2 separate regions of the Homo sapiens genome follow, and region 2 is linked to region 1. A link is a contact called in ENCODE Hi-C or POLR2A ChIA-PET data. All regions are on one chromosome and are shown on one strand. Each heading gives the region's core, a stretch centred on a gene start or an enhancer-like site at or near the end of the contact. The rest is flanking DNA. Distances are from core to core; before and after follow the strand shown. Region 1 overlaps LINC00578 (long intergenic non-protein coding RNA 578). Region 2 has its middle 260 kb from the start of LINC02015.

The links. Hi-C counts contacts between places; a loop is a spot of excess contacts on that map. ChIA-PET counts read pairs that join two places held with the same protein, here RNA polymerase II (POLR2A). Pooled maps may share reads with other maps.
Region 2: a loop to region 1 is called in a map of endothelial cell of umbilical vein, with 2.0 times the contacts of the local background. The contact joins two enhancer-like sites. A Hi-C loop is called at or near these places in 2 of 168 maps with a recorded cell type or tissue (cardiac septum and endothelial cell of umbilical vein) and 1 of 50 pooled maps. POLR2A ChIA-PET finds 5 or more read pairs at or near these places in 1 of 52 experiments (activated T-cell).

The regions. Positions count from the first base shown.
Region 1 is chr3:177,613,746-177,619,378 of GRCh38, forward strand. All of the region lies in intron 2 of LINC00578 (long intergenic non-protein coding RNA 578), which reads left to right. Among named protein-coding and RNA genes, the nearest start is that of LINC00578, 170 kb to the left of the region's middle. Within about 2 kb of position 1,451, at least 9 of the 41 ENCODE cell types and tissues checked have a DNase peak (open chromatin) inside an H3K27ac peak, as active enhancers do.
Region 2 is chr3:178,076,110-178,081,908 of GRCh38, forward strand. No RefSeq gene overlaps it. Among named protein-coding and RNA genes, the nearest start is that of LINC02015, 260 kb to the left of the region's middle. Within about 2 kb of position 3,047, at least 5 of the 41 ENCODE cell types and tissues checked have a DNase peak (open chromatin) inside an H3K27ac peak, as active enhancers do.

The sequences.
Region 1 (5,633 bases), core at 201-2,700:
CACAGAACTGTCTATACTTTTACCATGGCAAATTGTATTAGAGCTGTTTAGGTTGCTCTGCCTGTTCCATTTTAAACTTTAGGAGGACAAGAGCTTTTTTGAGTCTGTCTCCCTCATCTTGGCCCCTCTGGGCCTATTTGCCAATGAAAGGGGTTTAGTCAATGTTGGATTTTCAGCACTGTTCCCAGGAGGTGTCAGGAGCAGGAGGATTCAGAATCATTTTGCCATAGTGGTAGCCTTCAAGGAGTTTATAGTAATGTTAAATAGAAGATTAATGTTAAAAGAGAAACTTTAGCAGATTAAACCTTTAAAGAGTTTATTTGGGCAGACAGCAATTCATGAATTGGACAGCTCTAGACTGGAAGTGGTTCAGGGCTTCAGCAGAGGTGGTTGATGGAAAAGCTTTTACAGGGTGAATGAGAAAGCAGAGCAAAGAAATTATTTGATTGGTTGAAGTTTGGAAAATTGCCCTATTTGGACTATCTTGGTGGGAAGTTCAAGACAATAATCAATGCCCAGTTGGCTATGTGATTGGTTGAGCTTAAGTTTCATTTCTTTTAAATTAGCCTCTTGCATGAAATGAGGCTGAGCTAGGTTTTAGTTTCCTTAGGTAGGAACCCAGGGTTCCTGTCTAATGGCTTCTCATTTTATTATTTCAATGTTAACTTGCATAAATATATAGCAGATAGTACACAACAAATAATTGCTGAAGTTTGTGATACATCTTATGAAAATGTAGGTAGAAAATAAGGTGCCCAGTGAATGCTGGGCCAGACTTAGATTTCAGTCTATAACTTGAGAGAGACCTTCCCATTGAAGATGGCAGCCCTAAGTGGTTGTTTATATGGACAATGTACTCTGTGCTTTAGTTTGCTCCTCTTTCAATTGAGGGGTTCAATTAAGGGATCCCCTTAATTTCCATGGCCATATGATTCAGAAGTGTCAACAATGGAATAATCTACTATGTATATAGTTTGTAGAAAATAGTTAGAATGCACATATTTTTTCATCTTTTTTTTCCCAACCTGCCTAGGTGAAAATCTAACTTGGACATACTTCTTTATAGCAACATCTCTATAGATACAAATGACAATTTAGATCCAATTTATCACTTACTCATGTTAACTAATGTTCACTCCAGTCAGCTATATTGAAAATATTAAAATAATTAAACAAATTTCTGGGAGTTTGTGATAATGGGATTTGACTGGTTCTTCCTTTGGTATTTTCTGTGATGTTTCTCCTTCATTTTATTGCCAAAGTCAGAGGGATTGTTATAGTATAGGCCTGAAGCCTGCTTTCAGGATCTGTGCAGAACCAACCAACCAAGAGAGCCTTTTATTTTGTCCCCCAGTTGACCTCCTTCCAGATATGCTGAGTCCATTTCCCTGAAATGACTGAGCGGGGAGAGGTAACTGCAGCTGTGTTTGGATACCTTCTTTCTCTCCCTTGGCTCCAGCCCAGGGAAACGCACACACTCTTTCACAATCACACAAACCACTTCATTATCATATTTTTGAGGATGTTGGCCAGGGGAAAGGGCAGACCAGTCAGTAGGCTGGAAAGTTAGAAATGTGTGTGTTTATTTTTCCCTCCCCTCTCCACTGTGCTATTGGAACTGGTATAGAAAGGGAATAGTCATTCACAGTTGCCCCTTTTCAGGAGGGTGAAGTTCAGAGGAAGAAATGTTTGCATAGACATTTGATAATCATAATAAAAAGACCATTAGAAGCTCATTGATTAAACAGTTACTGCAGATTTCAACTACAACTTAGAACTGTTTTTTTTGTTTTTGTTTTTGTTTTTTTTTTTTTTTTAGACAAGGTCTCTCTCTGTTTCCTAAACTGAGTGCAGTGGCATGATCATGGCTCATTGCAGCCTCAACCTCCTGGCCTCTTGGGCTCAAGCAATCCTCCTACCTCAGCTTCCCGAGTAGCTGGAAGCACAAGCATGTGCTACCATGCCTGGCTAATTTTTTAATTTTTTGTAGAGATGGGAGTCTCCCTATGTTGCCCAGGCTGGTCTTGAACTACTGGGCTCAAATGATCCTTCTGCCTCGGTCTCCCAAAATGTTGGGATTTATAGGCATGAGCCACTGCACCTCACTAGATACTTAGGTACTTTGGAAAGAGGAGCCCAGATGGGCAAATGTATTAAGGGTTTGTCATTTATGATTGGCACTAGAGCTGTATCACATAGTGTGGAAGAAAATTAAATTAATTCTCTCCCTGTAAATGTGCTTTGTAAAATTTTAATGTGCTATGTAAATAAGTTGGTAATGTTTTCAATGCATAAAGCTGTAGCTTAGATTCAATGAATGTTTATTTTTAACTTATGAAGTGAGATTGTAGCTCATTTTATGAAAGAGGCTAACAAACCTTTGGATGTATAAATTCTGATATATCTATTGAACAAGGTATATGTTTTATTCAATGATCCGATATTGGTGACCTACTATGTGAAAATTACTTGAATAATGATAGTGAATACTTTTATGATACTATGGTTTACATGCTGTTCTTACATGGCATTAATTTATTTTGCCTCTATGAATACTATCGGTTATCACCTCCTGCAGATGAGGAAACAAAGGTATGGTTGTCTTTGACTTGGTTTTAGCGATGGAATTATAGGTTTCAAAAAATAGCATGGGAGTGCAGAGGGAAATCTAGGAGGCAGGATCTGAGTTGTGAACATTAGGAAGTTGCTAGACAAATGCTACGGTTTGAACGTGTCCCCCAAAAGTTCATGTGTTGGAAATGTAATCTCAATGCAACAGTCTTGGAAGGTGGGGCCTCACAGGAGGTAATTAGGTCAGGAGGGCTCTATCCTCATGAATGGCTTAATATTGTTATTGCAGGAGTGGATTAGTTATTGCGAGAGTGGGTTTGTCGTAAAAGCAAGTTCTGCTGCATCACTGTCTTGCTCTTTCTCCCTCTCTGTCACATGCACTCTATGAGAAATACATTTCTTTTCTTTTCTTTTCTTTTTTTTTTTGAGATGGATCCTTCCTCTGTCGCCCAAGCTGGAGTGCAGTGGCCCGATCTCAGCTCACTGCAACCTCCACCTCCTGGGTTCAAACAATTCTCCTGCCTCAGCCTCCCAAATAGCTGGGATTACAGGCGCCCGCAACCATGCCCAGCTAATTTTTGTATTTTTAGTAAAGACAGGGTTTCACCATGTTCGCCAGGCTGATCTCAAACCCCTGACCTCAGGCGATCCACCCGCCTTGGCCTTCCAAAGTGCTGGGATTACAGGAGTGAGGCTCCGCGCCGGGCCTAATTTCTTTTCTTTATAAATTACCCAGTCTGTGGTATTCTGTTATACCAACACAAAATGGACAAAGATAACAAAGGAGGTAGGAAAGTACATTGAAATGATTCCACTGTCACAAACATTTCTAAATGCTTTTCCAATGTATATGTTTTAAAATTACTTTCAAAATATGTGGCACATTTTTCAGTATTCTCAATTGTGGCAAATCTTTGGATGTGAAAGTATATTTGAATGTTGGACAAAGTGAAATATCATTCACATTCAAGTTTAGTAAATGAAACCAGTTATTTTTTCAATATTGGCAAATGGCTTAAAAAATAATACTAATATTTTGCATGTGCTTCATATATAAATAGGTTCTAAAGCTAATACCAAAAAAGTCTGAAGAACATTTTCAGCTTATCTTACAACTAGAAGCCCAAATAATAGGAATATGAATTTACATATGCAAATGAAAACCAGCTTCATTTTAAAAGTTTAATGTGGGCATTAGATGTACTTGTGTATTGTGCTTCCAAGGATCTGTGTGTACAGCTCTATTATCATACACTGCATTACAGGTGGGTGTGAGTTCCACCTCCAGCCTGTGAGATGCCTGCAGGGAGCCATCCTGAGTCCTCCGAATTGACACAGTGTCTTTGGGGTAGGAATTTCCCAGTGAATGCTTACTTAAATGAATTCAGTAAGTGCGTTTTGATTTTTCCATAGATTGACACAGTGGAACAGTGGCTAAGAGATGATTCTTTACTATAAGCACCCTTCATAGGCAAAGTGGGAATGTGCTTATTGATGAGGTCAAATAATTCAGACTGCGGTTCCCACATTGGTCTTGAGTAGTGGATGGCTCCACTAAAACACTAGGTTTCATGGGTTTCACCTGTTTTCTGGTAGTTAATTTAAGGAGATGGTGCACTAAGACAACTTAGATGGAAAAAATAAATAGCAGCATAAAAAGCAAACTGTGATTGTATAGAACTGTGAGATAATATTCAACTTCGTTTCATTTATTTATTTATTTATTTAGTGACAGAGCGTCGCTCTATTGCCCAGGCTGGAGTGCAGTGGCACGATCTCACTGCAACCTCCGCCTCCTAGGTTCAAGTGATCCTCCTGCCTCATCCTCCTGAGTAGTTGGGATTACAGGCACCTGCCACCACTCCCTGCTAATTTTTGTATTTTTAATAGAGATGGGGTTTCACCATGTTGGCCAGGCTGCTCTTGAACTCCTGACCTCAAGTGATCTGCCCACCTTGTCCTCCCAAAGTGCTGGGATTACAGGTATGAGCCACTGCACCCGGCCTCAACTTGATTTTAATGTGTGGGTGAGAAATATATGTTCTCATGTACTCAGTTTTGGTTTAAGTGTATAAATGGACTTACACGTGACACAGGTTGGAAAGAAGCAGAACACTTTAGGCAACAAGGCACTTGATGAAGCACCATGGTACTCTAAGACCTTCTCCACTTTGTCCACATCCCACCTTCCTTTCATGATGCAGCTCTCATTCCACCTCCTTCCTGAAATCTCTCCTGACCTCTTCATTCTAATTAACATACCTTTCTCCGGACATCCAGAGCATCTCATCTTGCCTTTCCTAAGGTACTTTTTCCCAACACCTTCCACCTGGTTTAATACCTATCTGTATATATCTTCTCCTCCTCCCCACCACTATATATTATGCCCCACATGCGCAGAGTCTGTGTATCTACATCTTTGTCTCTTTACATGGTGTCTGGCACAGCACCTTCTTCAGAGTGGGTTTTCAATATGTGATTATTGAAAAGTAAATGAGCAAGATGGCCATGACAAAGCAAAGGAGTAATAAACAACTTCTTCCTAAGAGACGAAAGATATACAATGTTTTGCTTTGTGAATACACAGCCATGCAGGTCTAGAGAGAAATGCAATGTACGTTTATTTTTGTTGTGTTTATTTGTTCTTAGTCAAGGTGTCTAATCTACTATGCTGTTTCCTTATGCACAGATGGAAACTTATCATGCATAGGAGACTCTGAAGGAAATAATTTTTGTTTAAACTTTGCCTTAGAAACTTCAAGGGAATTCAGAACAGGATTTCTTTAATGATCTGGCTGTATTATATTACCGATTACCAAGCTGAAAAATGCTTGGCAGAACTTTTGGCTTCTGAGGTTTTGGATGTCTTCCAGGTAATCTGCCTCGGAATTTTGAAATACAAATAAATGAGTTCCAGTTCAAATTTTAAAAAATCTGAGCTGCTAGGCCTTTGTTTACCTTCCATCTGAACATTTTGGTACAGATATACCAACCAAGCAGAAAGAAGATAATCAGTCGACATTTCTGAGGTTATTAGTGGCCTTGGTTTAAAAGAACAAAAT
Region 2 (5,799 bases), core at 1,797-4,296, 460 kb after region 1:
GCAGGAGAATGGCGTGACCTCGAGAGGCGGAGCTTGCAGTAAGCCGAGATCCTGCCACTGCACTCCAGCCTGGGCGACAGAGCGAAACTCCTTCTCAAAAAAAAAAAAAAAAAGAATGGAGTCCAAGAAGCAGCTTCTATTTTGCCATATGACAGAATCAAATAAATAAGCAAATTTCAAGATATGTAATTAATTTCATACACACTCATATTCAATGCAGTAACACAAACCAGGCAAGGTCTGCCTATAATATGAGGCCATTCACACGAACGTTGCGGCAGGGTGGACATAGTTTACTATAAAAAGAGAAAAAGGCATTTCTTTTTCATTGCCACATAGACACAAAAATATGAGTGCATTTTGAAATGCTGGAAATACAAATATATATATACATATATGTGTGTGTGTGTATATATATATATATATATATATATATATATATATATATGTTTATACATGATGTCCTAGAGCCTTAATTAAATGGAATCTTCAGGGAGGTGGTGGTGTGTTTTTCTTAATCAAAATTTTAAGTCGTCAAATTGTTAGTGAGAATTGCATTGACCTTTCTGTTAGCAAGGAGCCAAGGACCATGACTTAGCATCCTCTTTCCCCTCACATAGTAAGACACAACATATTGGTTTCTTTGCTGCCTTATTGCATACAACTATATCTGTATCTTTGATGATTTTAGAATTTGAATTTCTTTGGAATAATAACTGTGTCCAGTAGCCTAGATCTAAGTTTCTCTTTTTAAACTACCCTGCAGACCACGGAAGTGAAAGCAAGATGAGGAAACAGGCCAAACTACAACTGTTGCTGTTGAGTGAGATAGAATGAAAAGGGATATTCAATGTTGTAAAACTGTCTGAGTAGCTAAAAAATATTGCTCTCTGTACTTAACATTGTGGGAGATTACATAAAGTGAATGCTAACCTGATAGTACTATGCTTGCTTTTACAAAATACCAGTATTATAATTTACCTTTCCTACACTAAAAAATGAATGTGTCCACTATTCCAATATGGTTTATTGAAGGTTCCTTTTAGTTGAATTATAGACAATTGATGCATTTCTATAATTATACTTATTAAAAAGTTCATAAACATAAATATATTAAAAAGTTAATAAACATTAATGGTACTAAGCACCCATTGCTGTTTTGAAATTCACTGAGTATCTTGTAGAAAATATATTATATTACTAATTGTAATAATAGCTATTTAGATATCAACCACACAAGCTTATTTCTTTACCTGTGACATCAGTTACAAACATAGCTGGATATTTTGCTACATAACATAAAATGAATATATTTCATTAATCTTTATTTTGACAATGTTAGAATGTTTGAAGGCATGTTTCTCTGAAATTCATTTACTTTTTCAGAACTTAAGACCTGCTATCTTGGTTCCTCTATCATGAAGAAAATTCTTCTGACCTTTATATTAGGAGAGGATGATGCTATGACTTTCTCATCACACGAGGATGCTTGTTTCTCCATTAGTGTGAATGGTTTCACATTGATCATTTTCATTCTCTGATTTGTCTCCCTTGTGATTGAAGGCACCATTTCTGAATCTTTGACCAGAGTAAAAGGAGCAGTTTAGATAGATGAGTACTGCCATGTTCTCTGGTGGAAAGCGATCAGACTCCAGCATTATCTGGTTATTTGGGTAGATTACTTAACCTGTTGGCCCTCAGTTTTCTCCTCTGCCTGTCTACTTTTTGCGTTTTGCATAAAGACAGAGTTTCACCACATTGGCCAGGCTGGTCTCAAACTCCTGAGCTCAAGCTATGCACTAGCCTCAGCTTCCCAAAGTGCTGGGATTATGGGCATGAGCCTTCACTCCCAGCCTTTTCATTTAGAATTTTAAAAAGTGTATGTGTATGTGGGCCATGTTTTTGTCTTTCCTTTTTCCCAATTTTACTAAGAAAATCTTTGTATATAGAAATAGATAAAAGAATAGTAGAATGCTCAGTTTTATACTACTAACTTAGGTTATAAACTTAACATTTTTCCATATTCTTTTTATTTTTTATGACCCAGTTGAAAGTAATTCGCAGATATCTTACTACTCTTAAATATTTTGGCATGAATCTCCTAAGAATGATGATATTCTCTGACATAACCATAATACCTCTATCACAAATAAAACAACAATATTTACCTGATAGCTTCTCTTATCTAAGTCATATTCAAATGTCCCCATTTGTCTCAAAATTGGATTTTATAGTTTCTTTTTCCACCCTCATCTATGATTCAATCATATTTCTTGCATTACATATAACTATTATTCAAGACAACCTGTAGTGTCATAAATTATTTGGGTTTTCATATTATGGTAGTTTTTCTATTTAGGACCACTTGATTGTGAAAATATATGGCAAAAATAAATCTTTGAGTGAATAAACATACCTAGTACACGGTAGTTGTTTAACATTTCCTTGCTGAATACATGAATTTAGTTATGTTTTTAAGTGACAGTGCATTTTACTAAGCACAATTCTAACTAAATATATTGGAAAAACAATACATTTCCATGTGAGAGGCAATTTTAAGTTCAGTCCATAGACTCTAATTATAGCTCATGATTTTGATCATTGATTTTGCACCTTATATGGAGCTGAGCACTGAGTATTAGCTCATTTTTCACAACAAAATCATGGTGTATTATTTTTCAGAGTAAGAGGCTAGCCAAATTAAGTATTTAAAGATTTCAAAGTTATTAAGAGAAACAATCTATAGATAAACTGGAGGGCTTATCACATATACTACACTGCTTTGCATGACAAAGCTGGGTGGGTGCTCGAGGAGAGCTTATTTACTCCCTTGCAATGCTTCCTCAGCCTCACCTAGCAGCCAGGTTCATTTCTGTCTGCATGCTCGACCTTCCCAGCTGAAGCACTGTCTAGCATTCTGCTTACTTATTGCTCTGGCCTTAAGGGAACTTAGATCTCTGTGAGGAAGCCCTTTGAAATCCAAAGAATTAGTGTACAGTTTTTCTGTTCAGACAGAACTTTCAGCAAGGTCATGTCTGTTTCCTGAATGAACAGGATTAGGATGGAAAACTGGAGCCTTTCCCAGCTCAAAGGGAGCCAAGTTTCACTGTGTCATTTCATTATTCTCTTTGAAGTAAATTCCCAGAAAAATCAGATGCATCCATATTAAGCTTAAATAGAAAACACATCTCAAAGCCAAATGGACATGATTCAGGGAGTTTGCCACCATTTTGGATTGCCTATGCTTTTGTTCCCTTCTGTTAGTGAGAATAATCACATTTTTTCTGTAACTTCATAGAATGCGGATTAATCCAGTGCAGCCATATTCCTGCAATGTATCCTGAATTATTCAGAGGATAGATCAGGGAAAGGAAGAGATCAACTTTACTAAACATCTGATCCTATTACAGCGTCAGAGTTTAGTTTGGTTTGTTCTTTCAACCTGGCAGTGGAGATTATCTTTTATTTTTGTGATTTCATTTCCCATGAAGTGATATTTCTATTGAGTCTGTAAATCAGTGGTCTGTTCACATAAAATAGATATGTCCACCCTCTTAGAGAGAAAATCCTTCCTAAAAATCTGAATAGACAGATTTAAAAAATAGCCCCCAGAAAAATATCTGGCTCGCAGTTGGTCTCCTTTGTGGGATTAACTTCAAATCTGCTAACACATTAAAAAAAAAAAAAAAAAAACTAAATTATATGTCAACAAAAAGTCAAAATTAATCATGAAAAGGTTCAATACTATGTGTGAGAGAGAAAGACTTGTTATAGATTTAAAAACACTGTGTATGAGATCTGTATTTCTAGATGCCTTATAAACTAAACCTGTGGAAAAGAGATCATACCAGGTTTGCACACAAAGTAATGAAATGTGGAATCAGTCCCACAACTTTCTAGCCACCCAATATGTAAGTGTCCTAAATGCCTCTCATTCTGGGCACTCAATAAATACTAAACAGGGGCAGCAATTTCGTTTCCTGTCTAGTCAGGGTGTCATTATTTCTGTAAAGTCTCTGAGCTAGTGAGCACATAGAAAAACACAATCCACCACAACCTGAAATATGCCTTTGCCCTCCCACCTTCTCCTTTTCATGTGGCTTAAATTGCTGTGTGACCTACTGGAAACCTAAGAATATTAGCTCTCAGTTACCACTTCTTCAACCTTAACCTTTCCTCTCCCAAATGCCAAGAAGATATAGCAAGTCTAATCAGCATATTTTATTTTGCCCTTTTCAATAAGCTGTTTAGTGATGTTGATTTACTGTTGGAAGAAGTCTAAAAAAAACCTTCACTATCTTTTGCTCATGTCTCTGTTCCTTAGGGAAAATGGCATTTTATGTCACTGCTTGTCAGGGCGTTTTCAGTGTTGCTTTCTCCATTTTGGAGGTCCTTTGGGAGAGTTCACTTGGACCTTTCTCATGTCCTTCATTTATTAAAATACAAAGTAAGTGAGAGTAACTAACACCCAAATACTTATTATTACTCTTGGTTATGAACCTTCTTTCATGCTACCGAATAACCATCTCTGTCACTATACAGCAGGACATGGTCCTATGCCCAAAACATTCACTTGGCTTCCAGGATGCCACACTCATTTTCCTACTACCTCACTGGCTGTTCTTTTTCAGCCTCCTCAACTGGCTCCTACTCCTCTGTCCTCCAAACATCAGTATTAGGGTAGTTTAGGATTCCATTCTCCACCTTCTCTTCTCTGTGGATGTTCACTGCCTGGGAGAGCTTCTCCATTTCTTTGGCATTAGATATCTAAACACTGATGATTCTCAAGTTTTTATGTCCAGTTTACAGCTCCAAGCTGCAGATTATTATACCCAACTCCACATTTAACATCTTGACTCTGATATCTGTGTGGTTTTACAAACTTATCATGATACGAGAATTCCATATGTTCTCCAAATGTGCTCTTCCTCCAGACTCCCCATTTTAATAAAATGTGCTACTATTCAATCAGTTGGCCAGGCCAAAATCATATGGGGCATCCTTGATTTCTCTATTTCCTTCATTTTCCATACACAAGTCTTGCCAGTTCTACTTCCAAAATATATCCTGAAGTTGTCCTCCTCTACACTGATATGACTCTCACCCACACTACCATTTTTATTTTCTATTGACTACTGAGATAACTCCAGGATGGTTTCCAGCTTCCAATTTTTCTCCTCTATAGTCTATACTTTGCACAACAGAGTGACTTTTTTTAAATGTACATGTGGTAATGTAACTTCCCTGTTCAAAACTGCAGTATCTTCTCATTATGAGTTAAGTAAAATATGCCCTCCTTACTGTAACCTACAAAGCCCTGCACCCTTCCGTGCCCTGATCTCCCACCATTTGCCCTTGCTCTTCAATGCAGCCACCCTGGCCTACCTGCTTTTCTTAAAACACACCAGTGCAGTCTCGGCCTCATGGCCTGTCACTCATTGCTTTCTTTGCCTGGAATACTCTTTCCTCTTATCTCCGTACGGATCCTCTTTCACATCTTTCAGAGGATTTTCCCCATCCCTTTCTCCCTCCAAAACAGCTTTTCCTGCCTTATCTCCAGTGCTGCTTCACTCTTTTTCAAGGCACTTATTACTACCTGAAAATACTTATTTTTTAAGTTATCCATTGCCTGCCTCCCCCACCAGAATGGAACCTCAGTGAGAAGGCTGACTTTGTTTTGCTTAGACTAAGGTCCGATGCTTTCAGCACCTAGGACATAAAATAGCCGCTTAATAGTATTTGTTGAATAAATGGATGACTGGTTAGGAGTCCTTAGTAAATAGGATAATTTAATATATT